Regions from separate parts of the Homo sapiens genome. Here region 2 is linked to region 1. A link is an interaction called in ENCODE POLR2A ChIA-PET data of the cell type or tissue named here. Cell type or tissue: HepG2. All regions are shown on one strand. Each heading gives the region's core, and the rest is flanking DNA. Links, peaks and the distances in the headings are about the cores only.

Region 1 (15,119 bases), core at 1-8,000:
TTACAAAGTGCCATCCAAGGCGGTACTTTACTTAATCATCAGACCATCTCAGAGATAGATATTATTTGTACTATTTCCTCTTTCACAGGTAAGAAAACTGAAGCCCAGAGATGTCAAGTGACTTGCCCAGGGTCTCACAGTCAGTAGTTGCAAAACTGAGACCCAAAAGCAAGACTGACTCCAATACAGATGCTGCTACTTCGATGGTCACCCTGGATAAGCACTGAAGCCTCACAGACCTTCAGGGTGTGACCTTAGGTAAAGTATTCAACATGTCCTGGATTCCCATTTCTCATCTGTTTAGATCAAAGAAGAACAATGGAGCTTGGGTCATAGGGTTGTATGACATGATTAACAGACTCAAAGGCACTATGAAAAATTTAAAGTTCTAAAGAAATACAGAGGGAGATAGTAATAAATCATGCTTCTTTTTGCTGGCCAAAACCCATCAGATGCCTGGTCCAATGCCTGGCAGGGAGCAGGGTGTGTGGTCCCAGTACCCGGGGTACAGACTAGGTTGTGGCCCCATTGCCCCTCTCCTCTGGCACTCTGGGTGTTGGTCCTTTTGCCTTTGTCATAGGGAGAGATGAAGAGTAGCAAACACCAACTATGGTTTCCCAAAACCAAGGAAGAGGGTGCTCCTAGAACCTTTACTTCCAGCCAACCTCTCTGCTCCTGCAGAAGAGAAATGAGCAGGAAAAGAAGGAGGCCAAAGAATAGATGGGGTTAAGGCCAATCAGAGAATCAGAAGCCCGGCTGGAGGGACAAGCACTCCAATCCCAGGCATGATGCCAAGTCACCAACTTCTCCAGCAAACAACTTACCAGACCAGTTACAACTCCACTCGAGGAGGAATGAACCCACCTGGTCTGAAATGGCAGTCACAGACCCCTCCTCACATTTCCAGATAACTAGCGATCCTGGAGCTGGCCCCTCCCCAGCAGACTAGGGCCCTCCCTGGCTGAGGGAGATGGGGAAATGGGTGGGGAGAAAGGAGGGGCGTTGGGGTTATAGGCATTCCCCGCCCAGCGCCCCCCGCGCCCCCCTCCCCCCGTCCCCGGCCCAGGAAGATGTAATGTTTTAAGACTTTTTAGGATCGCACTTATTCAAACCCCTGCGCATCCTCCCCATGTCGTGAGTTCACCCGTCTTAGCCCCGAATCCAACCCTGGTATAGCTGTCGGGAATAAAGTTTTTCCTTGATGCGGACGCGAGCTTCTACTTCTTGGGAGAGGAGTGGAGAGAGAATAGCCCAGATGAGTGTCTGTGGGGAACTTGAGGTGGGAGGGTTAAGGGACTAGATTTGCACTCTCCTCCCGGGAGATGGGACCATTGCAGCCACTAAAGGGAACAGAGTGGTGGTGACCGAGCTCCAGGCAGCAGAGCCGAGCTCCAGGCAGCAGAACCGGCGGACCGCGAGAGCCAGGGCAAGGTCTCCGCGTGTGCACACTTCGGGGAAGGGCAGGGGCACGTGAGCATCCCCGCGGCTCGCTCGCTCTCGCTTTCGGTGGCTTCTCCTCTCCTTCTTGGCTCACGGGCTCTGTCCCGGGTCGCTCCCTAGCCACGCGCCGCCCTCCAGGAATCTCCCTCGTCTTCTCCTGTCTCTCCCGCGCACTCCTCAGCCCAGTACCAGCTCCAAATGCAGGTCGTGCCATCTCCGCCCAGTGCAGCCGTCAGAGTCCCGGTCTCCGCTCCCCAGGCTGCTGTCCCCTGTCTTGGCTGCCTCGGGCTATGTCCACGGCCGGGCACCCAGCACCCCAGCTCGTCCGCCTCGGTCAGCGCTTAGCCTTGCGGTCTCCCCTGGCTCGTTTCCCTCGGTCTCCACGCCAGCCCGCCCCGCTTGCTCCCGCTTCGCTGCACTCCTTGCTCCTCAGTCTGGGCTCCGGGTCCTGCCCCAGTCTTCCTCCGGGGGGTTCCGTCCTCAACACGCCCCTAGGGCCCCCAGCAGTCCGGCCTTGGTACCCTCTCCCCGTCCGGATCCGCAGGGTCCCCCCCGCGCGGGGTCCGCCCTCAGGTCCGCGCCGCTCTCCCCGGGTCCGCCCCTCGCGCCCGCTCCCTCCCTGCTCGCCCTTCCCCTGGCTCCGTCCGCAACCGCCCGGTCCGGGGCGCTTTCACTCACCCTCGCTCGGCGCGGGCAGCAGCAGCAACAGCAGCGGCAGCAGGAGCCGGGGCCAGAGCGGGGCGGGCGGGCGGCGCGGAGACGCGGCGCGCTGCACAGCCATGGGGCTCTCGGTCAGCTCGGCTCGGCGACGCGCGGCTCCCGGGCCTCTCGCGGCTCACAGCGTCCCGCGGGGCCGGCGCCGGGGCCGGGGCTGGGGCTCCGGCCGGGGCCGAGCCCAGGCGGTGGGGGACTGGGGCCGCATGCCTGCTCAGCAGCGCGGGGGGCGCAGGGGGAGCGCCGCTTGCGCCATCTTGCACCCACCCGGGCGATCTGTCAGCCTCGCCCGGGGTGCGCGCTCCACACTCGCACCGCTCGCGGCCGCCCCGCCCTCCTCCCCAGCCCGCCGCCCCCCTCCTCTCTGCTCCCGGTCCCCTCCCCCAGCCCCCTCTCCCCGGAGGCCCGGTCTGGGGAACAAAAGAGCCGGCGAGCGCTTTAAGCGGCCGGACATTCCCGGCTGCGCGGCGGACGCGCCCCCTGCGCTTTGAACTGTGGCTGGAGCGGCCGGCGCCGTCCCGGGCTGCAGCCGGGTATCCCCTCCCCGCGGGCCAGCCGGGGACCTGGGGGGCTGAGGAAGTGGACACCAGCGGACTGGGGAGTGGGTCCGGGCTGCGGAAAGACACACAGCTGCGGGATTTGCTCTGACCCACTCTTTCTGCTGCGCCCTCCTCCAAGTCCATATTTTAGAGATAATTCTCTAAAAAGCTGCGTAAAGTTGTCAAAGATTCAGTTTTCCATGGATTTCTGGTCCTTCCACTCAAAGGATAGATCCTGTAGCTGCAAGCTTGGCTTCTCTGGACCGAGGAGTCCTGGCGCTCCGCTGGGGAGGATTGCCTGGAGAGAGCAGACCCAGCAGCAGGACAATGAGAGCTCTAAAGGGGCCTGGCTTCCGACCTGGGTTCTGCCTGCTGCCTAGCCCAGTCACTCTCACTGAGCTCATCTGAAAGATGAAAATAATCTTATCTCTCCTGTTCATCCCTAGAGACCTTTAAACCGCAGAGGTCCTGACAAATGACCTGGTAACTGGAAAAGCACATAGAAAGTTAAAATTCCCAGTAACGTTTCTGTGCCACAAAGAAGGCCCTCAATCGTTCATGTCAGAGAACATATAAGGAGACAACAGAGGTCCCACGTGAGAATGTTACAGAAGATAAGCATGTCTTTTAGCAGAGACATACCCATACTAGCCCTCAGAGATCTTGAATCTCAGCCACTCTCTATTAAATGGTCTTCTGTTGAGTCCAGCATGATGGACTAGTCCATCAAAATTATTGAGCAGCTACTAAGTTCTAGGAGCTAGAGAATTAAAGCTGGCAGGCTAGGCTTAGTGGCTCACACCTGTAATCCCAGCACTTTGGGAGGCCGAGGTGGGCAGATCACTTGAACCCAGGAGTTCAAAACCAGCCTGGGCAACATGGTGAAAACCTGTCTCTACAAAAAATACAAACATTAGCCAAGCATGGCGGTGCATGCCTGGAGTCCCACTGTATTCCAGCCTGGGCAACACAGACCCTGTCTCAATAAATAAATAAATAATAAAAGTTGGCCTAATGTAGCTATTTGCTCCTTTGGCACTGGACTGGGATGGCAGAGGAAAAACTAAGTCTTTCTTTTGATACCAACTCTGGAACTTTGGGACCATGTACGAAACTAACGGTGGCTCACGCCTGTAATCCCAGCACTTTGGGAAGCTGAGGCGGGTGGATTACCTGATGTCAGGAGTTCGAGACCAGCCTGACCAATGTGATGAAACACCATCTCTACTAAAAATACAAAAAAATTAGCCGGGCGTGGTGGCAGGCGCCTGTAATCCCAGCTACTCGGGAGGCTGAGGCAGGAAAATAGCTTGAACCCGGGAGGCAAACGTTGCAGTGAGCTGAGATTGCACCATTGCACTCCAGCCTGGGCGACAGAGCAAGACTCCGTCTCGAAACAAACAAACAAACAAAAAACTAACTTTGATACGGATAAGTAAGGAAGTACAGGCCTCCAGAAATCAGAGTGCCTGTAGATGGACAGGTTTACTAATGATGAGGTTGGCATAGCTCAGGACTGTTCACTCTAGGGCAGCTACTGGAAGATGAGCCTGAGAAGCAGGACATGAGGCATGTGAACAGCGGGAAGCAATGGAAAAATTCTAGGTGGAGGACTCCAATGTGCCAAAGCCCTATTGGATTTCATTGTGAGAAAGGGTGGGAGTGGTGGTCTACTGGCCTTAGGAAAGGGAGGGGAAGGGCCCTCCCTGGGCCTAAAATCCTGGAACTCCCTCCTGCAGGGCTTGAATTCTCAACAACCCCTTCTTGGCTTGTCCTGGACTCTGAAGAGGTCAAATTGGTCTCTTGAATTGCTGTCATTTTAAATTCATTTTGACAAGTGTTTAATTCTTCTTTATCACAACCCTTGGTCTGAGAGTGATATGCAAATAATGGCTATTCTGCCGAGTGCAAAATGTGCAGTATCTCTCTGTCTGATCTGTCAATTAACTCTGGGTCTGGCCCACCACTTTGGGGGTGGTCCTGAGCAAAGCAGCCTCTAGCTCTTGATTCCCTCCAATAGAAAGCATGTTCCGGGCTCTGTAAAGATCTTAGCAGACAGCAGCTGCCAACTGTGATGCCAAGATGTGTGTGGGGTGTGAGTGTGGAGTTTTGTGTGTGAGACTGTGTGCACATTTGCATTAACGGACAGACACAAGGGTGTTTGTGAAGGCAAAGTATGCATGTGCGGGTCTCTGAGCTTGTACACACAGTGCACGTGTGTGTGATTGTGTGGCCATGAGTAATTTTGGTGACCAGAGTTATACAGGAGAATAGTTGTGGAGCCCAAATCTCTGGAGTTGTTCCCTCTTTCCTGCACCCAAAAAAGTTCAGAGAAATGTGTGCCCAGATGGAAAGAGATCCCCAGAGAGTCTAAGGAAGTGCCATCAAAGGACACATCTTTCCTAAGTTTACGTCTTTTTCCTAAGTGCCTGTTGAGGGAGGAAGATGGTTTAGTTCTTTCCCATGACCACCTGCTTTTTACCCTCAAAAACCACCATTTTGAGCCGGGCGCAGGGGCTTATGCCTGTAATTCCAGCACTTTGGGAGGCCAAGGCGGGCAGATTACCTGAGGTCAGGAGTTTGAGACCAGCCTGGCTAACATGGTGAAACCCCGTCTCTACTAAAAATACAAAAATTAGCCGGGTGTGGTGGTGCATGCCTGTAATCCCAGCTATTCGGGGGGCTGAGGCAGGAGAATCACTTGAACCCGGGAGGCAGAGGTTGCAGTGAGCCGAGATCATGCCACTGCACTCCAGCCTAGGCGACAAAGTGAGATTAGTCTGAAAAAACAAACAAACAAACAAACAAACAAACAAAACACTATTTTGGGCCAAGAGGCAGTGGCTCATGCTTGTAATCGAGCACTTTTCGAAGCTGGGGCAGGAGGATGGTTTTAGCCCAGGAGTTCGAGACCAGTCTGGGTAAGATAACGAGACCACATCTCTATAACAAAAATTTTTTTTAATATTAGCCAGGCATGGTGGCATGTGCCTGTAGTCCCAGCTACTAGGGAGGCTACAGTGACAAGACTGCTTGAACCCAGGAAGTTGAGTCTGCAGTGAGCTGTGATTGTGCCACTGCACTCCAGCCTGGGCGACAGAGAGATCCCATCTCAAAAACAACAACAACATCATTTCCCATCACAGTAAGAAATAAAATCCCTAGGGCACAAAGGCTGAGGAAATTCTAGTCATGGTCAATGGTTCCAAAAGAGAATTCCACATTTCTGGAAAATAGTTTATTAATTCATTATAAGGACAGATACATGAATCAATGCCTTAGCTTAACACTAAAGAGTATCATATTTGTAAGGAGAAAAAAAAAACGCTGGAAGGATAATTAAATAGTACAGCATAAACTAAATACAGACAAATAAATGAGCAAGTACTGATTACACTTGTCATGCATCAAGAAAAGGAAGATTTTTAATTGAGACTCAGAAAACTTAAGGCATCAATGGTAGGTGACAAAGGGATTAATACCCTGTAAAAGGCCAATAGATTCTTTTCTAATAAAAATACTGCTACAAAGACACAAACCTAACACTTCCAAATTACCCAGAGCCCAAATCATATATAGTGCTAGTGAGAAATGGCCACTTTCTTATCAACTGTGAGTTATAGGCAGATACCAGATTTATTACTTATTTGCTTTTGAGAAACAATTTTCCACCCAACCTAATGGGTTATAAATTGTCTCATTTGCAGCTATTTAATTTAAACCAGAACCTCAGTGCCTGTTAAACAAGAACATGAAAAATGACTATGTGGTATAATGCTAAGAGCCTACTGTTAAAACAGCCATTTAATTCAGGGCAGTTTTTTTTTCTTCTTTAAAAAAAAAAAATCAAACCAGCAAAATAAAATGAGGCTTTTGACCTTCAGAGCAATGATGAAACATACACAGTGGTGTTAGCCACAGCAGCGCTGAATGCTACAGAAATACTACAAGTGACAATTCTGTCTTTAACGAGATACAAAACCAACATTAATAATCTTTAGTGTTATCATAGGCTGGCTGAAGGAGGGGGAGGAGGTGGAAACGTAGGTGCAGACATCAACAGTGAGTGACACCCGAGTATAATAAACACAGATGCTTTCAGGGTTTGAGGAAGCCGCAACTGTGCTGAGAGACATTCCACCATTTAAAAAAAAAAAAAAAAAAAAGGAAAAATGGACTGGTTATTTCGAATTTGGCCCAGAAGGCAGAGTTAACTCTTGATGTGCCAATCAGACATCATTAGGGAGTAAAGACCCTAACATTCTATGCTCCTATGAGAGGGCTGAGGTGAAAAACCAAATAAATGACATTGTTTTCACTACACAGAAAATAGAAGTCAAGCTTGTCCCTGTGCGGCAGGTGAACAGAAAATGACTTGAGGATTCAATTTAAAGAAAAAACAAACTGAAATGAGCTACCCCTTTTCCTGTGCAAAGACCTCCTTGCCAGCACCCCAGAGGGTGAGATTCCTGTCATCCCCAATCCAGATCAAGTCAAGCCTCACAGGGTGGGAAGGGCCTCCCTGAACTCTCACTCCCCTTCTCTTCCTTTAGCTTCTTCTGGAAGAGAGGCCCAAATCATCTCCATCCAGTAAACTTGCCCCCCTGCATAGAAGGGAGGGCATCTTTTTATTCTGAGCCTCTGGATCACAGCCCCCTTCCCTGTCTCAAACATTCCCCTCTATGACTTGGATCCATCCATGGAGAACCCTTGGATCCCAATCCCAAAGGCAAGATGCAGGGAAGCCAGAAGATCTTCTCCACACCCGCACTGGGCGTGGGTGGGCTGCCTGGGGCAGGGCAAGCAGAAGCACTGAGTGAAGAGGAGGCAGGAGGATGGCAGGCGAGTGCGCGGCAGCCGCGGATACAGGAAGGGCACGGGGGCCTTGAAGCAGACATGAGGTAGTCACGTTGTTAGAGAAGGATGCAGAGTTTGAACCCAGGCAGGAGAACAAGATGACATAGTCTGGGAGAGGTGTGAGAGATAGCAGAGGAAGGAAAACAGGAGAGAGGAAAGGAAAGAGTATCTGGGAGCAGGAGAAGGGCACTGGTGCTGGGAGAGCGAGGTGACTGGGAGACAGAACACTAGAGCAGCCAGGGGCAAGGAAGGAGGGGAAGAGTGAGAGAAAGCGGATTTTCAAAACCAGGCACTTCCCAGATTACAAAATTAAATGCAGAGTTGCTCGGAGGGGAGCCAGGGCCACCCTCTCTATTTGGGCAATAAGGAGCTGGGAGGTGATGCAGCTGAAATGCCAGGCATTCAGAGCCTGCTTGCACCCAACCCAGCCAGACAGGAGAATGGGCTGGGACTGTCTTTGTCAGACAGGCATTGGAGACACTCTCAGAGTGTGTAATAAAAGGCTGGGCGATGGAGGTGGGGGCCCACAGGGCTGGGGACTGACCACTGTGGGGCACCGTTCTGACCTGGAGGACCAATCAGGCTGTAGTGACCACTGCCTGGGCCACGGTTTCCCAGCTCAACAACCAGTACGCATACATGCACTTCACACATGTGCACATCACATGTAGCTATGTCTCGTATGTCTTTCACATGTCACATGTGTATCACAAAGAGTATGGGGGGAGTGAATAATCCATGTTTTCCTCTCCCCTCAGCCAAAGCAACTTAGGAAGCTCCAAAGGGCTTGATGATGTATCTACAGGCACACATGTGGACATACACGGCCACAGGTATCGCATCCTATGTGATCCATACCTGCCTGCCCCAAACCACATCCTCTGGGAAGAGCTAGGCAGAGGAGGAGACCGGGGATCTGGGCAGGCCTGGGCTGGCTCCTAGAGGGCAGGGGGATTTGAGCTGGCAGCTATCTCCAGGGGTCTCCTCTAGCACCTCGCCTGGCTGGAGGTCCGGGTAGGAGCAGGAAGCACTGGCTGCCTCTGGCAAGCAGGTAAGTCTGTCTGGCCCGGGGGCTGCCAGCTCACACCCTCCCAACTCCCTGTCCAGCCAGGCTGCCCCCTGCCCTGGATCCCCAACACCCGAGATGAGATCAGGAGCCTCTGGAGGCAGGGGGTCCTCAGGCTCCAGGTCTTGGAGATGGAGGTCAGGGTTCCCGTTAGATGCACTAAAGTCAGAGTGGACAATGACTTCAGCCTCCACCTGGTTCCTGCAGGCTGGGGGTGACTTCTTCCTCCCATTGCCCTGATCAGAGCAGAGAACACAAAGACAAAGTGACCATTACTGAGAGTAATCATCAGAATGACCAGCGTACGTGGGGCAGAAAGTCTGACCCTCCATCAGAGTAAGTATCACATGGGAGTCGGTGAAGGATACACAGGAACTGTTCGAACCTATACAAAGGCAGGGAATGATGGAATACTTCCCATTTGCCCTCATCCAGGAGTTTCAGGAGTACCAGACTCAGTCAGGGCCTCTGGGGACAGGAGGAAGGGCTGAGCGTACTCAGGCCAGCCACACCCTCAGATCCACGGAACTGCTGTGGCCCACTTAGGTCTGGGTAGAGGAGGGGCTGTTTTCAACCCAGGTTGAAACAGGTTCCTGCAAACTGGCCTGCCCTCCACCTACTCAACCTTTGGAGGCTCCAGGGGTCTCCTGGCTAGACTTCTATCCCCAGGAAAGTTACCACCCAGGGGTCTCCAGAGAACTCATTACTTCCTCTTCACAAGCACAGAGACCCTTTCCTCCTTTCCTGCCCCTTCCTTCCAGGACGCTGACCTTTATGGCGTCGTACACCAGAGCCTGCAGCAACAGCGTCTGCCCAGTTCCAGCAGGGGGCAGCAGGGCCCGGGTCAGAGCCGGCCGGGGGCCTGCCTGGGGCAGCTCACAGCCTGCCCAGGAACCAGCCCAGCTCAGCCCGCTTGGTTGAGCCCAGGAGATCTGCACGGGGGAAAGAAGGGGACAGTAAGGGGCACGACCAGGATTGGCTGGGAGAGGGAAGCCCGGGGGAGGGAATTGGGATGGGCCGCGGGGGAGCAGGGTCCAGACTGTCACCCGCTGCTCTCTCCCTCTCCAAGGCTCTGGGGAGGAGCATCGAAAGGGCTCAGAGTCAGCGGGGTAATCTGAGGATGAGTCCTCCTGCAGAGGAGCGGAACACCAGACGCTCTGCAAAGCCCGCGGTGTCCGAGCCAGGCGGGGAGAGGGTGAGGGAGGACGGGTCGGAGTTGGGTGGGATGTGCCGCCCCTGCCAGCATGAAAGGGACCAGCCCAGCGAAGGCCTCACCTTATCCTGGTCCCAGTCCCACTTGGCCACAGCCAAGCCGACTGGCCTCTTCTCCCCACACGGGGATGTCTGGGTCTCAGAGGTCTCCCCAGCTCCAGGGATGAGGAGGGAGCTGGGTGTTCTGGCTACCCTGGGTCACCTGCTGGGAGGCCCTTTCCTTCGTGAGAACCAAGCTGACCTATTCCGCCGGGATATGGAGGCCCATGTGCTTCCCTGACAGCCAACCATTCCGTGGAGGAGGGAGAGAGGCCCTAGCGTCCGCAGCCGGCTCCGAAGAGGAGGTAGAGCCATGCTCGCATAGCCACGCGTTGTGCTCTGTCGCCCCCTGGTGTCCTATTTAGAAAAGAGCCGCAATGTGGGGCTCTGACTTACCTTTCTTTTGGAGTGACTCCGGCCTTCAGAAACACCGCCACCCATAAGGCTGTGCACTTCAGCCCTGTCCTCCACGTCTGAGGGTGGCGGGGACCAGTCCTGGGGATGGGGGTGCACAAGGGACTCCAATTCATGGGCAGCTGGGGGGCTGGGGGGGCCAAGCCGAGCTCTGGAGTACAGCGCGGGATTCCCGGGGGTGGCGGTGGAGGACAGGCCTGGGAGGGATTCCCTGGAAGGGAAGACGGAAAACAAGGCATAGCGGTCAGAGTAAGGGGTCAGGCGGGGCTGGGATCTGGTCCAGCCTATGTCTCTGGGGAGGTTCCTGCCCATCTCTGGGATTTGCTTTCCTGGTCTGTGCAATGAGTAAGAAAAACTGCTATTGTTCAAAACAGCCTGATGCTGTAAACAGGGCTCTTCTTCCCTTGGCTGCAGGCATCTGGAGATTTGGGGCCCCTCTTTCCAAGATGCTGGCAGCTACAGAGGAAGTGGGAGTGAGGCAGTTCTGTTGGCCTTGCTGAGGAGGGTAGGCTGGGGCTCCCCTAAGTCCACTCCCCATTCTCAGGAGGACATCATCCCTGATTCCTTCATCCCAGAGTCCTGACTTTAACGGGGCTCCTGGGAGTGCCAAGGGCAAGTCATGGCCACTTTCCCTGATGGCCCATTCTGCAGCCCTTCCTGGAAGTCTCCCTTCCCTGAAGTCAGACTGGCTCCCCTGCTCACCTGTGGGGGCTGCGGCGCAGGCCAGCACACATGCAGGCCAGGAGGCAGAGGAGGCCCAGGCAGACACCCACGATGATGCCCGTGACTGAGTGCATGTCCAGCGAGTCTGGTGGGGGAGAGAGAGGCACAGAGCAGGTCAGGACAGAGGAAGGGCACAGGGCATAGATCAGGACTATCCATGGCTTTCTCAGGAGACACCAGCTGGACCCTCACCCTTCAGATGCTCACAATCTTCTGATACAAGGACAGGAGGGCCCTGAGCCTCACAGAAACTACTACTACCTCTCCCTCTGACTGTCCTCCCTAAAACACACCCAGAAGTTATGGTCTCTCTGCCTCAAACTGGCCTTTGGTGAAGCACGTGTTGCCTGCTCCCAGGGCTGTTGCATGGGTGTGCAACATGTGCAGGTGCGCAGACCCCATGCTTGGATGGACCCCACGCTTGAGTTCATGCTCTGCTGTCACCACCTTAAAATTCTAATTTTTTTTCTTTTGAGACAGGGTCTTGCTCTGTCACCCAGGCCGGAGTGCAGTGGCATGAACACGGCTCGCTGTAGCATCAACCTCCTGGGCTCAAGTGATCCTCCCACCTCAGCCTCCCAAGCAGCTGTGACCACAGGCATGAGCTACCACACCCAGATAATTTTTAAATTTTTTGTGGAGACAGGGTCTCACCATGTTGTCCAGGCTGGTCTCCAACTCCTGGCCTCAAGTGATCCTCTCACCTCAGCCTTCCAAAGTGCATAAGCACTTTGGATTACAAGCACAAGCCACCATGCCCGACCTCTAGCTTTTTTTGTTTTTGTTTTTGTTTTTGAGACGGAGTCTCGCTCTGTTGCCCAGGCTGGAGTGCAGTGGCATGATCTCGGCTCACTGCAAGCTCCTCCTCCCGGGTTCACGCCATTCTCCTGCCTCAGCCTCCTGAGTAGTTGGGACTACAGGCATCCACCACCACGCCCAGCTAATTTTTTTTTGTATTTTTAGTAGAGACAGAGTTTCACCGTGTTAGCCAGGATGGTCTCGATCTCCTGACATCATGATCCGCCCGCACCTTGGCCTCCCAAAGTGCTGGGATTACAGGCATAAGCCACCGCGCCTGGCCGTCCGACCTCTAATTTTTAAAATAAGGGATAGCACCTTTTCATTCTGCACTGGGCCCTGGAAATTACGTAGCCAGTCCTGCTGTCCACCTCCACACCATAAAGCTCATCACCTCACCAAGTTAATCCTCCAATCAAAGCAATTTCCCAAAGAAACTGGTCTCTAAAGCCAGTCCCAGCTGGATGCAGTGGCTCACACCTGTAATCCCAGCACTTTGGGAGGACGAGGTGGGTGGATCACCTGAGGTAAGGAGTTTGAGACCAGCCTGGCCAATGTGGTGAAAACCCGTCTTTACTAAAAAATACAATAATTGGCTGGGCATGGTGGCTCACGCCTGTAATCCCAGCACTTTAGGGGGCCAAGGTAGGCAGATCACGAGGTCAGGAGTTTGAGACCAGCCTGGCCAACATGGTGAAATCCTGTCTCTACTAAAAATACAAAAATTAGCCGGGCATGGTGGTGTGTGCCTGTAATCCCAGCTATTTGGGAGGCTGAGGCAGCAGAATCGCTTGAACCTGGGAGGCGGAGGTTGCAGTGAGCCGAGATTGCGCCATTGCACTCTAGCCTGGGCAACAAGAGTGAAACTCCATCTCAGAAAAAAAAAAAAAAAGCCAGTCCCCCACGAACCTGGCCTCTGAATCAAGTTATCACTGAACCACACCTATTTCCCCTTCACATTTGCTCTGCCCCCACCAAACCTGGAGGACAGCTGTGCAAAACAATGAAATTGTAGTTGTGTCCACAGGCAGGGGCTTGGAAGTCAATCCAGGGAAACCTGGGCTGCCCTGTGCTCATACCTGACAGCTTCTCCTGGAGCGTGATCACATCCTGCAGGCGGGAGAAAGGCCCAGGTCCCACCTCTGTGCGCGCCCCCATCTTGAAGAAGTACCGAGTGTCGCTCTCCAGGCCATGGACCTCAGCACTGAAGATGTTTCCTGGGGGTGAGGGAGGCAGGGAGAGCAGGGATGGTGGATGGGGTGGGTGGATGCAGAGGTGGGCAGGGAGGGGACTGGGAGAGTCTGCTCTCCACTTAGGCAGCAGCTTCTGCTTGCTTCTCCCAGTAGCCCCTGGAACAAACCCCAGCACTGTTCTCACTGCTGGAAGCGGGAGAGGCTGGGAAGCTCTTGAGCAGATGCCCTGGGGCAGGAGCCCTCACCCTGCGTGGTGAGCAAGGTCCACTGGTGCTCAGGCTGCGTGTGGTTGCTGCTGTACAGGATCAGATACTCCACGATCTCCCCGTTGGGCTCTGTGGGGGGGCACCAGTGCAGCCGAACCGTGGACGGTGTCAGGGGGCTCAGTCGCAGGTCGGATGGGGGTGTGGAGGGCCCTGGGGTGCGGGAGAGGAGATGGGGAGAGATGTCAGAGCTGGGGGACAGAGCATGATGATATGACCTCCCTTCTTCCTCCTTCATGGAACAAGCCACAAAGCAAAGATGAGGTCTGGTTTCTAGTTGGGGAATTCTAGAAAACAGTATGTGTGGTTGGAGGGACTTAACATTCCTCCCCTCCCAGAAACTCTTCTGCCCCCAGCTCTGCCCAAACCTTGGGGTTCTGAAGTATGTTTCTTGCTGCTGGGGCAAGAAGGAGTTGGGCAAAAGATGGGTTGGTGGCAAGGGGCTGGGAGCCACTCACGGTCAGGCAGGGTGGAGCGCTCCACCACAGAGCCGAAAGGCCCATCCATGTCCACGCCGTGAGACTGCACTGCAAACTCGTATTTGGTGAATGGCTTCAAGCCGCCAATGAGGATGTCTTCTCCAGAACTGCTAAGGCAAGAAACGTGACTAGTGCTCTCAGGCACACTCTCCCAGCAGGGCAGACTCCTCCAAATCTACTCCCCTGCAGTCAGCCCCAGCCCCAGGCTCTACCCTGGGAAGGGAAGCTGCTCCCTGGCCTGGAGGCGACTACCACCACCCAGGGACCTACAGAGAAGTCTGGATGTATGCTGCTCCAAGTCCAATCTCGAAACCAGACCCCTTCCTCCAGGAAACCTTCCTGGATTAATCCAAGTTATTCTCCACCTATGGAATCATCTCCGATGCATCTTTTCTTTGGCTTAATTTTGCCTTCATGGCAGTTGTATATATCGGTTGCTTTTTATGCGACTTTCCTCCGCCAAACCTCAGGCTCCTCAGGCTCTGTCTCCCCATCTAACAGGGTAGAGGGAGCAGCTCTGAGGACAGGGGTGGGGTTCTCTTCACCATCAGACTGGGAGCCCTCTGAGGTTGGAGAAACAGGTCTGTCCTGTGTCACATTCTCCGGAGTTTGAGAACAAGGCTCTGTTGTGAGGGGACGGGATTGGATGGCCTCCTTGCTACCATCTGGTCAGCAGGCAAGGACGTGGACCCTGTGCAGCCCCTCTGTGTGGCCTCAGCGTAACAGGTGAGCCATGACATGTTCCTGAATCCCAGGGGCCCTTCCCTGATCACCACCTGCTGCCTTCCCACCACCACCCCCCACCTATTCTTCCTCCCTTCTTTACATTAGTAAAGGCATTAGTCCCCACCTGGTGTAATAGGTGACCAGGGAGGCATTCCTGAGCCCCCAGGGGCTGAAGCGCACAGTGTAGTTGACAATCTTGACTGTGGTGAAATCTGGCTTTTTCCACCGAAGCCAGATGGATGTGGAGCTGTTTGATTCCGCATGGACGTGGGCTGGAGGCAGGGGTGGTCCCCTCTGGATAGGCATGTCTGAAAGGTGAAAACTAGAGTGTGAGGAAGGGAGGGAGGATACTCATCCTTAAATATGTATAGTGGTTTACAGTTCCCAAGGCTGTTTCTTTGACCCACTCCTTTGATCCTGTGAGTTGAGTGGCATCATTCCTACTTCACAGATAAGGCAATTGAGGCTTCCAAGAATTTGATTTTTGACTGTGGAACACTAGTCTGTAAGAACGTAATAAAGAGAGAGGCAGCAAATCACAGCAATGAATAACCATGGAACCAGACTCTGGAACCAGGCTGCCTTGGTTCAAATTCCAGCTCTGACACTTACTAGCTGTGTGACCTTGGAGAAATTACTTACCTTCTCTGTGTCTC
Region 2 (12,994 bases), core at 4,995-12,994, 60 kb before region 1:
CTCCTGTTTCAGCCTCCAGAGTAGCTGGGATCACAGGCATGTGCCACCATCCTCCCGTGGCTAACATTAATTCACCTAGGAGCTATGCACACTCCTTCCCTTCTTCCCTCCCTACTGGGGGTAATTTTTGTATTTTAGTAGAGACAGGGTTTCACCATGTTGGCCACGCTGGTTTCGAAATCCTGACCTCAAGTAATTCGCCTGCCTCGGCCTTCCAAAGTGCTGGGATTACAAGTGTGAGCCACTGCACCCAGCCTGAGGCCAACATGGTGTCACCCTGTCTCTTCTAAAAGTACAAAAATTAGCTGCGGGTGGTGGCAGGCACCTGTAACCCCAGCACTTTGGAAGGCAGATTGAGGCTGGAGGATCTCTTGAGTCCAGGAGTTCAAGACCCAGCTTGGGTAACCTGGTGAAACCAGTCTCTACAAAAAATTAGCCAGGCATGGTGGCAGGTACCTGTAATCCCAGTTACTCGGGAGGCTTAGGCTCGAGGATCGCTGGAGCCCCGGAGGTGGAGGTTGCAGTAAGCTGAGATAATGCCACTGCACTCCAGCCTAGGTGACAGAGGGAGAACTGTCTCAAAAAAAAAAAAAAAAGAAAGAAATCAGGCCAGTGCATGGCTCATGCCTATAATCCCAGCACTTTGGGAGGCTGAGGCAGGCAGATCATGAGGTCATGAGTTCAAGACCAGCCTGACCAACATGGTGAAACCCTGTCTCTACTAAAAATACAAAAATTAGCCAGGCGAGGTGGTGCCTGCCTGTAATCCCAGCTACTCAGGAGGGTGAGGCAGGAGAATCACTTGAACCCAGGAGGCGGAGGTTGCAATGAGCCGAGATCACGCCCCTGCACTCCAGCCTGGGCGACAGAGCGAGACTTCGTCTCAAAAAAAAAAAAAAAAAAAGAAAAAGAAAAAGAAAAGAAGTGGCTCACGCCTGTAATCTCAGCACTTTGGGAGCCCAAGGTGGGCAGATCACTGAGCCCAGGAGTTCGAGACTAGCCTACATGGCGAAATCCTGTCTCTACAAAAAAAAAAAAAAGTTGCCAGATGTGATGGTGCATCCCTATAGTCCCAGCTACTGAGGAGGCTGAGGTGGGAGATCACCTGAGCCCGGGGAGGTTGAGGCTGCAGTAAGCCATGATCGCACTACTGCACTCCAGCCTGGGTGATAGAGTGAGTCCCTGTCTCAAAAAAAATAAATAAATAAAAGAAGAAGAAGAAAAAAAAAAAGAAAAGAAAGTCTCGCTATGTTGCCCAGGCTGGTCTCAAACTTCTGGGCTCAAGTGATCCTTCCACCTCAGCCTCCCAAAGTGCTGGGAGGTATGAGCCACTGCATCCAACCATTTTTCTCAACAATGGAAAAAAAGTGTTTGCCATGTTGTTTCCCTAGGGTGGGAGGCTGTGGGAAAAGAAAAACCATGATTTTAAAAAGCAGAAAAAAAGCCACGGGACTTCCACCTCCTCCGTGTGACACCTGGAAGCAGTTCTGGTGCCACTCAGAGCCTATTTCATCATCAGGGAAAGCAGGGCTTGTGCTGGTGCCCATCTGGGTGGCTGTTGGGGACTGACTGAGAGAACATGCCTGGGAAGCCAGGGCCATTGGTTAACTGTCACCTCAGCAGGGAAGGAAGGCTTAGTGGGGACCTGGCTGTGGACTCTGGGGACTTCCCCTTCGTGGGAGATGCAGACCCAGGAGTCTGCACCCCTTTGTTGCCCCCTACCACCCTCACCCCATTTCCCAGTGGCTCCAGAGTAGATGCTCCCTGCAAGATTTTCCAGCCCAAGGGGGCAGCCTGGAAACATGGCTTAGATCACCTTTGTTGGTTTCCAGCAAATTAAAATTTATCTCTCAGAGAGGAAATGAGGGGCCGGGTTTTTTTTTTTTCTTCTTTTTTCCTTTCTCCTTCTTAATGGGCCCTGATGAAGGAAATGAATGCGGGGAAGGGATCAGAAATACGATCCACCACTCGCTGGCACAGAAAGGTCAGGGGGCTCCCTGCGCCCTTAGAGGGGCAGCTGGGCACAGTATGTTTTATTATATAATTAACCTTGACCCTTCTGGGTTCAAAGAGAGAGATTAGTTGGAAATAAATCAATAGTCTGGTCTGGTCACTTCAAAGGCCACAGAACACGCTGGAAAATTCCACACTGGCTCAGTGTGTAAATTGAAATAGGCTATGCAATGCTTCTTTAAAGGTGGGAGGGGGCTTTCGGTCTAAAATTGAAATTAATTGTGTATCCGCTTCCTTTAATCAGGCAATCAGGAGTCTTTATTGTGTATCTTGTGGGGGTTGCGGGGAGGCCTGGAGACAGCATTGTGACCTCCGAGTGACCGCTGGGCCAGGCTCCAGGACAACAGGCATCTCTTCAAGCCTAGGGAGCTCCTCCCTCTGGTAGCAGTGTGCAGTCATTTACTGGACATCTGGAATTCTCAGAATCACCCAACCATCACCATCGCAATACACGGCATTTATTGAGTGCTTACTTTACACCAGGCGCCAAGGATTTTCCAGTTATTTTTCTCATTTGATCCTCATAACAACCCAATTAGATAAGTACCATTATTATCTCTATTACCGATGAGGAAATTGAGCTTCAGTGTGGCTGAAGATACAGAGCCACTCTGAGGTTTTCTCTGTTTTTTGTTTTTTGTTTTTTTCTTTTTGAGACAGAGTCTCACTCTGTTGTCCAGGCTGGAGTGCAGTGGTGCCATCTTGGCTCACTGCAACCTCTGCTTCCTGGGTTCAAGTGATTCTCTTGCCTCAGTCTCCTGAGTAGCTGAGATCATAGGTGCCTGCCACCACGTCCAGCTAATTTTTGTATTTTTAGTAGAGACGGGGTTTCACCATGTTATGCAGGCTGGTCTCAAACTCCTGACCTCAAATGATCCACCCGCCTCGGTCTCCCAAAGTGCTGGGATTACAGGTGTGAGCCACCGTGCCCGGCCAACTCTGAGGTTTTCAAAGTCCATTTCAATACCGTGGCTCAAGGAAGAGCTGCACATTTCCAGAGGTCCCATCTTCATGTTCTTTTCCCTGAAGTTGTGAGAAGGTAAATGGAGCCAGGCTGGTGTCTCTTCAAGTCTCCCTTAGCTTTATTCACCTTTCATCTATTTCTGTCCTTTCCCTTCATCTTCTCTTTCTCCTTCCTTCTTTCACTCTTCCTCCTTTTTTTTTTTTTTTTTTTTAAAGACGGTTTCTTGCTCTGTGGCCAGGCTGGAGTGCAATGGTGCGATCTCAGCTTGCCACAACCTCCGCTTCCTGGTTTCAAGCAATTCTCCTGCCTCAGTCTCCCAAGTAGCTGGGACTACAGGCGCACGCCACCATGCCCAGCTAATTTTTGTATTTTTAGTAGAGAAGGGTTTCACCATATTGGCCAGGATGGTCTCGATCTCTTGACCTTGTGATCTGCCCGCCTCGGCCTCCCAAAGTGCTGGGATTACAGGTGTGAGCCACTGTGCCCGGCCTCCGTCTTCCTCTTTCCTGTCCTGATTTCGTGCTTTCTTTCCACAAATATTTGAGAATTTAGTGCTACTCCATGGCGGCACTTGTGGTTCATAAAGACATAAGAACACCACACCTGTCCTTAGAAAATGTAATCCAAGGCAGGGCTCAGAGGCTCACACCTGTAATCCCAGCACTTTGGGAGGCTGAGGCAGGAGGATCACTTGAGCTCAGGAGTTCCAGACCAGCCTGGGCAACATGGTGAAACCCTGTCTCTACAAAAAAATATAAAAATTACGGCGTGGTGGTGCACGTTAGTAATCTAGGCGACTTGGGAGACTGAGGCGGGAGGATTGTTTGAGCCCAGGAGGTTGAGGCTGTAGTGAACTGTGAACATACCACGGCACTCCAGCCTGGACAATAGAGTGAGACCCTGTCTCAAAAATAATAAGAAGAAAACGTAATCTTAGATTCTCAGAGCAGAGTGACAGTCATACATACTGGGCATAATGAGCTGCAGAAGGAAGTAGCTCTGTATGAGAGAAGTCCCACTGGAGTTGCCCAGGCTGGTTTCAAGCCATGCACCTGCCTCAGCCTCCCAAACCAAAGTGCTGGGATTACAGGTGTGAGCCAGTGCACCGGGCCAAGGATTACTTTTTTTTGAGATGGAGTCTCACTTTGTTGTCCAGCTGGAGTGCAGTGATGCGATCTCAGCTCACTGCAACCTCTGCCTCCTGGGTTCAAGCGATTTTCCTGCCTCAGCCTCCCGAGTAGCTGGGACTACAGGCGCGTGCCACCACTCCCAGCTAATTTTTGTATTTTTAGTAGAGATGGGGTTTCACCATGTTGGCCAGGATGGTCTCAATCTCTTGACCTTGTGATTCGCCCGCCTTGGACTCCCAAAGTGCTGGGATTACAGGCGTGAGCCACTGAGCCCAGCCGAGGATTACGTTTTCTTTTTCTCTTTTTTTTTTTGAGACCGAGTCTCGCTCTGTCGCCCAGGCTGGAGTGCAGTGCTGCGATTTCGGCTCACTGCAAGCTCTGCCTCCCAGGTTCATGCCATTCTGCTGCCTTAGCTTCCGGAGTAGCTGGGACTACAGGCGCCTGCCACCACGCCCGGCTAATTTTTTGTAATTTTTTTAGTAGAGACGGGGTTTCACTGTGTTAGCCAGGATGGTCTCGATCTCCTGACCTTGTGATCCACCTGCCTCGGCCTCCCAAAGTGCTGGGATTACAGGCGTGAGCCACTGCGCCCGGCCTCTTTTTTTTTTTTTTCGAGATGGAATTTCGCTCTTGTGCCCCAGGCTGGAGTGCAATGGAGCGATCTCGGATCACCGCAACCTCTGCCTCCCGGGTTCAAGTGATTCTCCTGCCTCAGTCTCCCAAGTAGCTGGGACTACAGGCATGCGCCACCACGCCCAACTAATTTTGTATTTTTAGTAGAGATGGGGGTTTCTCCATCTTGGTCAGGCTGGTCTTGAACTCCCGACCTCAGGTGATCCATGTGCCTGGGCCTCCTAAAGTGCTGGGATTACAGGTGTGAGCCACCGTGCCTGGCAAGGATTACGTTTTCTAAGGACAGGTGTGGTGTCTTTACCTCTTTATGACCCATCAGTGCCGCCGTGGAGTAGCACTAAGAGCCTGAAGTGGCTCTAGCTGGAGAGGAACAAGGAAGACATCAGGAGGAGCTGTGTTTGTCAGGATCTGGAGAGAAGGGGTAGTGGGAAGGAGTGGTTCCAGGCTGAAGTAACAGCCTGCAGAAAGGCCGGGAGGCAGCGCAGTGCATGGCGTATCTGGGAGAAGCCAGGAGCCGAGCTTGGAGGGTTGGACCTGATGATAGGAGCAAAAAATTACAGTCTGCTCTAATTAATAATAACAACAACAGCAAGCACAGGACTAAGTGCTTCATGCATCCTGACTCTCCTACTACTCACAACCTATGAGGTAGGTGCTCTCCTTATCCATAGTTTACAGAGGAGGAAACAGTGGCACCAGAGGACGCCCACTTGGTCACACAACTGAACCGTGGGGAGCAGGGATTGCAGTCCTGAGCCCACACTCTTTTTTGAGACAGAGTCTGGCTCTGTTGCCCAGGCTGGAGTGCAGAGGCGCAATCTTGGCTCACTGTGACCTCTCCCTCCTGGGTTCACGCCATTCTCCTGCCTCAGCCTCCCGAGTAGCTGGGACTACAGGTGCCTGCCACCACTCCTGGCTAATTTTTTGTATTTTTAGTAGAGATGGGGTTTCACCATGTTAGCCAGGATGGTTTCAATCTCCTGACCTCCTGATCCACCCAACTCGGCCTCCCAAAGTGCTGGGATTACAGGCGTGAGCCACCACGCCTGGCCGAGCCCATGCTTTTAACCACTGGGCTAGGCTGCCTCTTGTGAGGGGACCTTGATTGCCAGGCCAAAGGCACTGGACTCCTCTGGGAGCAGTGTGGAGCTGTGGTAGGTTACAGACCCAGCCTGCATTTTAGGATGTGCCCAACCTCCTCAACCGTCCCACTCAGGGAGGCAGGGGGGCCGACATTCCTGGGTCTCTTCTCACTCTTCAAAAAGAAAATCTCCCTTTTAGTTAATTTAGACCGCCACCCCTCCCGCCCCACCGCCCCCGACTGGGCTCCCCTGTCGTCTTTTCCTCCATACATAGATGTAAGTTAACAGCATGGGCTTCGAACAAGGAGTCTGAGGTTCAAGCCCCAGCTCCACCACCTCCCTTCTCGGAGCCTTGGTTTCCTCATCTCAGATGGGAGGATGACAGCAAGCCCAGCTCTACCCGCTGCACGGCTGTGAGAGACGCACATGAGGTGATACGGAGGTGTCTACAAAACACCCTAAGAAGCCGGGCGTGGTGGCTCACGCCTGTAATCCCAGAACATTGGGAGGCCGAGGTGGGGGTGGATCACCTGAGGTCAGGAGTTCGAGACCAGCCTGACCAATAAGGTGAAACTCTGTCTCTACTAAAAATACAAAAATTAGCTGGGCATGGTGGCATGCGCCTGTAGTCCCAGCTACCTGGGAGGCTGAGACAGGAGAATTGCTTGAACCCGGGAGGCAGAGGGTGCAGTGAGCCAAGATTGCACCATTGCACTCCAGCCTGGGCGACGGAGCAAGACTCCGTCTAAAAACAAACAAACAAACAAACAAATGCCATAAGATGTAATAACTAGCTGGGTGCCATAGCTCGTGCCTGTAATCCCAGCACTTTGGGAGGCCGAGGCAGCTGGATCACTTGAGCTCAGGGGTTGGAGACCAGCCTGGGCAACATGGTGAAACCCTGTCTCTACTAAAAGTACAAAAAAATATGGCCGGGCGTGGTGGTTCACGCCTGTAATCCCAGAACTTTGGGAGGCAGAGGCAGGCAGATCACTCGAGGCCAGTAGTTTGAGACCAGTCTGGCCAACACGGGGAAATCCCGTCTCTTCCAGAAAATACCAAAATTAGCCAGGTGTGGTGGTGGTGCACACCTGTAGTCTCAGCTACTCAGCAGGCTGAGGCAGAAGAATTACGTGAACCTGGGAGGTGGAGGTTGCAGTGAGCCGAGATTATACCACTGCACTCCAGCCTGGGTGACAGAGTGAGACCCCGTCTTAAAAAAAAAAAAAAAAATAGGACAGGCGTGGTGGCTTATGCCTGTAATCGCAGCACTTTGGGAGGCTGAGGTGGGTGGATCACCTGAGGTCAGGAGTTCGAGACCAGCCTGGCCAACATGGTGAACCCTCATCTCTACTAAAAATACAAAATTAGCCGGGTGTCTTGGCACATGCCTGTTGTTCTAGCTACTTGGGAGGCTGATACAGGAGAATCACTTGAACCCGGAAGGCAGAGGATGCAGTGAGCCGAGATCGCGCCTCTGCACTCCAGCCTGGGTGAGACAGAGCAAGACTCCATCTCATAAATAAATAAATAAATAAAAATACGATACAGGCCGGGTGCAGTGGCTCAGGCCTGTAATCCTAGCACTTTGGGAGGTCGAGGTGGGCAGATCACCTAAGGTCAGGTGTTTGAGACCAGTCTGGCCAACATGGTGAAACCCGTCTCTACTAAAAAAATACAAAAATTAGCCGAGTGTGGTGGTGGGCACCTGTAATCCCAGCTACTCGGGAGGATGAGACAGGAGTATTGCTTGAACCCACAAGGCAGAGGTTGCAGTGAGCTGAGATTGCACCACTGTACTCCAGCCTGGGTGACACAGTGAGACTCCGTCTCAAAACAAACAAAACAAAACAAAAAAACAGTACAATACAATAAAAAAAAATAGGCCGGTTGCAGTGGCTCACGTCTGTAATCCCAGCACTCTGAGACGTGGGCGAATCACTTGAGGTCAGGAGTTTGAAACCAGCCTGGCCAACATGGCGAAACCCTGTCTCTACTAAAAATACAAACATTAGCCAGGCGTGGTGGTGGGCACCTGTAATTCCAGCTACTTGGGAGGCTGAGGTAGGAGAATTGCTTGAGCCAGGGAGGCAGAGGTTTCAGTGAGCCAAGATCACGCCACTGCACTCCAGCCTGCATGACAGGATGCTACTTCTGTAATAACAGAAGTAGCATCATTATCATTGGGAGGACTCCATAGGGGCTCCTTCCCTTCCCCGAGGAAACTCTAGGCTATCTGACCCTCTCGATGACTTTCTGTCCACCTGGAAACCATGTAAGGCTTTCCTCAGACACATCGACCCCACAAAAAGCATATGCTCTAGAAATTTAGTGGTCATTCATATATTTATTGACCATCTGTTAGGTGGCAGGCCCCATGCAGCAAATGGAAGACTTGAGCCTGCTCAGTGAGTTCCCCATGCACTTGCACACCTCCCAAGCTTTGCTTATGCTGTGCCTGCAGCCTTGGATGCCCTTTCCCCTGTTTCCACTCCTTTTCAAAGCCTTCCTTAATCCAGCACTTCAGGATAATTTCCTTCCGTTTCTACAATGTGCTGCTGGTACTCACCCACATAAGTATTTGAATAGATAGCAGTTACTTGTATTCAAGCCTATAGATTGTCAGCTCACTGAGGGTCTGTCTCTCTCCTATGGGGCCCAGAGCATCTTAATTGCTGGGCTCAATTAGTCACCAGTAGGGATCAGGCCTCTGTTCCCGTGGCTGTAATCCTTGTTAATTCCACTGGGTGGCAGCAAAGTCCGCCAGTCACAGCCCTCCCAGGAGCGCAGCTTCCAGGCTGCCATGCTTGGAACCAGAGGCTCCCTGGGCTCCAGGGAGGCCAGGCCAGCTGCAGGAGGCCCTTCAAGCTCACTCTTCTATCTTTCTTCTTCTTTCTTCCTTTCTTCCTTCCTTCTTTCTTTTTCCTCTTCTTCTTCTTCTTCTTCCTCCTCCTCCTCCTCCTCCTTCTCTTCCTCCTCCTCCTTCTTTTTTTTTGAGACAGAGTTTTGCACTTGTCGCCCAGGGTGGAGTGCAGTGGCGCAATCTTGACTCACTGCAACTTCTGCCTCCTGGGTTCAAGCAATTCTCCTGCCTCAGCCTCCCAAGTAGCTGAGATTATAGGCTCCTGCCACTGCGCCCGGCTAATTTTTGTATTTTTAGTAGAGACGGGGTTTCACCATGTTCACCAGGCTGGTCTCAAACTCCTGACCTTGTGATCCACCCGCCTCAGCCTCCCAAAGTGCTGGGATTACAGGTGTGAGCCACCGCGCCTGGCTGCTTGCTTTCTTCTTTATCCTGCTCCCCTCTCCCCGGCATTCCTCTCCCCCCTCCCCCAACTTAGGGTTGCTTTGCCTTGCCTGCTCCAGTTTCTCTGCCTATTACAGTGGGATCATTTGAACACTTAAACTGTGCGCTTCACTTACATGAACTCAGTGAATCCTCTCAACCTCTTTTTTTTTTAATAACAGCTCTATCAAGGTATAATTCATGTTCCATGCAATTCGCCATTTAGGTGAACAATTCAATGGTTTTTAGTATATTCAGGACTGTGCAACTATCATTACAATTTTAGGATATTTTCATCACCCCAAAAAGAAACCCTGTATCCATTAGCTGTCATTCCCCATTTTCTCCCAACCCCTAGCCCCCATCAATCTGCTTTTGGTCCCTATAGACTTGCCAGTTCTGGACATATCCTATAAATGGAATTGTACAATATGTGGGACTTTGAGACTGGCTTCTTTCACTTAGTACCTGTGTAATGTTTTCCAGGTTCATCGATGTTGCAGCACGTACTCGTTTCATTTCAGTATTTTTTTAATCTGCTAAATAATATCTCATTGTGTGGATTGACCACACTTAGTTTCTGCATTCATCAGCTGATGGACAGTTGTTTCTGCCTTTTATCTACCGTGGCTAATGCTGCTGTGAACATCAATGTACAAATTTTTGTGCAAGCATATGTTTTCTTTTTTCTTTTTCTTTTTTTTTTTTTTTTTTGAGATGGAGTCACTCTATCACCCAGGCTGGACTGCAGTGGTGTGATCTTGGCTCACTGCAACCTCCGCCTCCCGGGTTCAAGCAATTCTCCTGCCTCAGCCTCCTGAGTAGCTGGGACTACAGGCACATACCACCACACCCGACTAATTTTTGTATTTTTAGTAGAGACGGGGTTTCACCATGTTGGCCAGGCTGGTCTTGAACTCCTGACCTCAAGTGATCTGCCCACCTCGGCCTCCCAAAGTGCTGGGATTACAGGCGTGAGCCACCATGCCCGGGCAAGCATATGTTTTCATTTCTCCTGAGTATACAGCTAGGAATGAAACTGCTGGGTCATACAGTAGCTACATATTTCGACTTTGTTGTTGTTGTTGTTGTTTTGTTGTTGTTTTAAGGTTTGTTTGTTGTTTTTTTGTTTTGTTCTGAGACAGGATCTCCCTCTGTCACCCAGGCTGGAGAGCAGTGGTGCCATCATAGCTCACTATAACCTCAAACTCCTGGGCTTAAGTAATCCTCTAGCTTCAGCCTCCTGAGTAGCTGGGACTACAAGCATGAGCCACCACACCCAGTCTGAGTTAGTTTTTTTTGTATGGTGTAAAGGGTCCAGATTCATTTCTTTGCATGTGAATATCCAGTTGTCCTAGCACCATTTTTTGAAAAGACTATTCTTTCTCTACTGAATTGTCTTGGCACCCTTGTCAAAAACCAATTGACTATAAATGTGAGAGTTTATTTCTGGATTGTTGGTGCTATTTTATTGAGATATATGTTTGCCCAGATGCCAGGAATACACTTTTTAATTATTGTAGCTTTGTAGTAAACCAAGAAAGTATGAGTCCTCCAACTTTGTTCTTTGTTTTCAAGATTGTTTTAGCTATTTGGGATCCCTTGCATTTCCGTATAAATTTTCGAATCAGCTCATCAATTTCTGCAAAGAACCCAGCTGGGTCGACAACCCTTTGAGGTAGGGGCATATTATCTCTATTTTACAGACAAGGAAACAGAGGTGTAAAGAAGTTAAATCGTTTGCTCACGGTTACACAACTAGGAAATAGCAGAGCCAGGGGTTCAAACCACATCAGTTGGACTCTAGTGTCCACAGCCTGGGCCATGGCCACCACCTTCTTAGCTCCAGAGGGTGCCATGCTTCTCACTAGAAGACAGGGAACAGTGACAGCTCGTTGCTCTCAATAGCAGGGCACTGGCTCTGAGCTCTGTACTAGCTCCCAGGTGGCAAAGGGCTGAAGGCATAGCCACCAGCTGAGTTGGAGAAGGTCCCCCATATAAGGTGACACCCCAGCTAGGCATGGAAGGAGACACCTCACTGTTCTCTGATCCTGCTGGGGCTCTGGTTCTCCTCACCCCAGCCTCAGCCCAATAACTGGGGACTTGCTGGCCACGGGAGAGATGACCTCAAGCTTCCAGGCACAAAACTCTCCAATTCTTGACCCAAGACACTACTATAGCAGCCGGGATTGAACCAAAGTATGCTTTCTTGGTAGCTTTGTGACAGTGTCCCCAGTACTCCCAGTTAGACACTCTGATTCCTTCAGTGGTTATGAAGAAAGTGCTGGCAGCACAAGTCCACATAATGGGGAGCCAGCTTTTGAGGCAATGAGACAAAATGCAGCATAGGGCATCCTGGGCCTCGGGGAAGGAAGCCCCTCCAGAGAGCGAGAGAGACATCTGCAGGAAGAGGCACCATGACGAGGAGAAGCTGTGGGGAGCAGAGCCTGGTCAGAGGGTGGCTATTCTGGAGTAATAGCCAGGGCCAACCCTGCCTTGTGGTGGTGGCACGTGGTGCACGGTGACCAAGGGGCCATCCACGTTTGTGGGAACTCAGTGTCCATCCCTCTTGAGTCCAAGGAGCCCTTCCCTTCTCTGCCAGCCAGGCTCCTCCTCGGCCTCCTCTCAGCCCCTTCTTCTCCCTGCTCCCTCTCCGTTCCAAGGTAGCTCCAGGGGGGCTCAGGGGAGCAACAAAGCCCTCAGATCAGTCCCCAAGTCCCCTCGTACCTTTTTTTTTAAGACAGGTTCTCCCTCTGTCACCCAAACTGGAGTGCAATGGCACGATCTTGGCTCACTATAGCCTCAACCTCCCAGGCTCAAGCGATCCTCACACCTCAGCCTCCTGAGTAGCTGGGATTACAGGCATGTGTCACCATGCCTGGCTAATTTTTAAATTTTGTGTGGAGACGATTTTGCCATGTCGTCCAGCTGGTCTCGAATTCCTGGCCTCAAGCTGTCTTCCTGCCTTGGCCTCCCAAAGTGCTGGGATTACACAGTGAGCCACTGTGCCCAGCCCTCTAATACCTCTTTGAGAGAGGACCATGGGTTTAGCTGTTCCCCTCCCTGACTCAAGCCTTAACCCAGAATTTAAGGCAGGCCCCCAGCCTTAGCTGCCCCCACTCACTCATTCCCTGTGTCCAGCCCCAGTGTCCCCATAGGAGTTCGGGGCACCCTCTGTCTCCTGCCGTCCCCAGCTGTGTCCCCACCAGCCTCATGCACAGTCCCAGGGCCATGGGGTAAAGCTTTCCTCCCCTCCCTGCCTCCTGGCTCATATTTGTTCCCCACCTGTCCCTCCGGAGTGGCCCTGTGGTCATTTTATTTATTTATTTATCTATTTATTTGAGATGGAGTCTCACTCTATAGTCCAAGCTGGAGTGCAGTGGCATGATCTCGGCTCACTGCTACTTTCACCTCCTGGGCTCAAGTAATTCTCCCCGGCGGGTGAGCCACTGCACCCGGCCCCTGTGGTCATTTTAAAACAGTCCATACATTCTTTGACTCTCCATTGAAAAGAAGACTTTAATTCCCCTTGAATTCCCTGAATGTGGCTTGCCTTAGCGACTTGTTCTAAAGAGCTGACTATAGCAGAAGTGATGCTGTGTCACTTGGGCCGGCGTAGAAATGATGTTGCAGTTTCCACCTGGCTCTCTCTCTCAGGACGCTTGTCTTTGGAACCCAGCCACTATGCTGTGAGGAAGCCCAGGCCACACGGAGAGGCCATGTGGAGGTGCTGGGCTCACAGCCAGCATCAGCCACCAGACGCGGGAGGGAGGGAGCCTTCAGGGGATCCCAGCCCCCAGGCTTCAAGCTGCCCACGCTGATGCAGAGTGGAGCAGAGACAGCTGCCCCTGAGCCCTGCCCAGACTGCATATTTGTAAGCCAAATA

What was found. ChIA-PET counts read pairs that join two places held together with the same protein. Peaks named below come from ENCODE experiments on the same cell type or tissue, not always from the same donor. Only the 100,000 strongest peaks of a DNase experiment are listed, where the experiment ranks them.
Region 2: POLR2A ChIA-PET joins it to region 1 with 13 read pairs; 20 of 35 experiments call an interaction of 5 or more read pairs at or near these places.

The regions. Positions count from the first base shown.
Region 1 is chr15:65,375,568-65,390,686 of GRCh38, forward strand. IGDCC3 (immunoglobulin superfamily DCC subclass member 3) reads right to left here and starts at 2,435. Exons shown (of 14, transcript NM_004884.4): 1 at 2,119-2,435. The coding sequence starts at 2,221. It overlaps IGDCC4 (immunoglobulin superfamily DCC subclass member 4), which reads right to left. Exons shown (of 20, transcript NM_020962.3): 13 at 14,588-14,771; 14 at 13,717-13,844; 15 at 13,241-13,411; 16 at 12,882-13,019; 17 at 10,984-11,089; 18 at 10,264-10,492; 19 at 9,387-9,548; 20 at 5,917-8,852. The coding sequence ends at 8,442. RefSeq lists enhancers at 9,201-9,812, 9,687-9,736, 9,747-9,796, 9,817-9,936. In HepG2, for the core only: no CTCF peak of the experiment used is centred there; DNase peaks (open chromatin) are centred at 2,584 and 3,224; H3K4me3 peaks cover 3,065 bases.
Region 2 is chr15:65,310,443-65,323,436 of GRCh38, forward strand. No RefSeq gene overlaps it. Among named protein-coding and RNA genes, the nearest start is that of RNU5B-1, 12 kb to the left of the region's middle. RefSeq lists an enhancer at 8,421-8,470. In HepG2, for the core only: a CTCF peak has its summit at 8,577 (motif pointing right); a DNase peak (open chromatin) is centred at 8,609.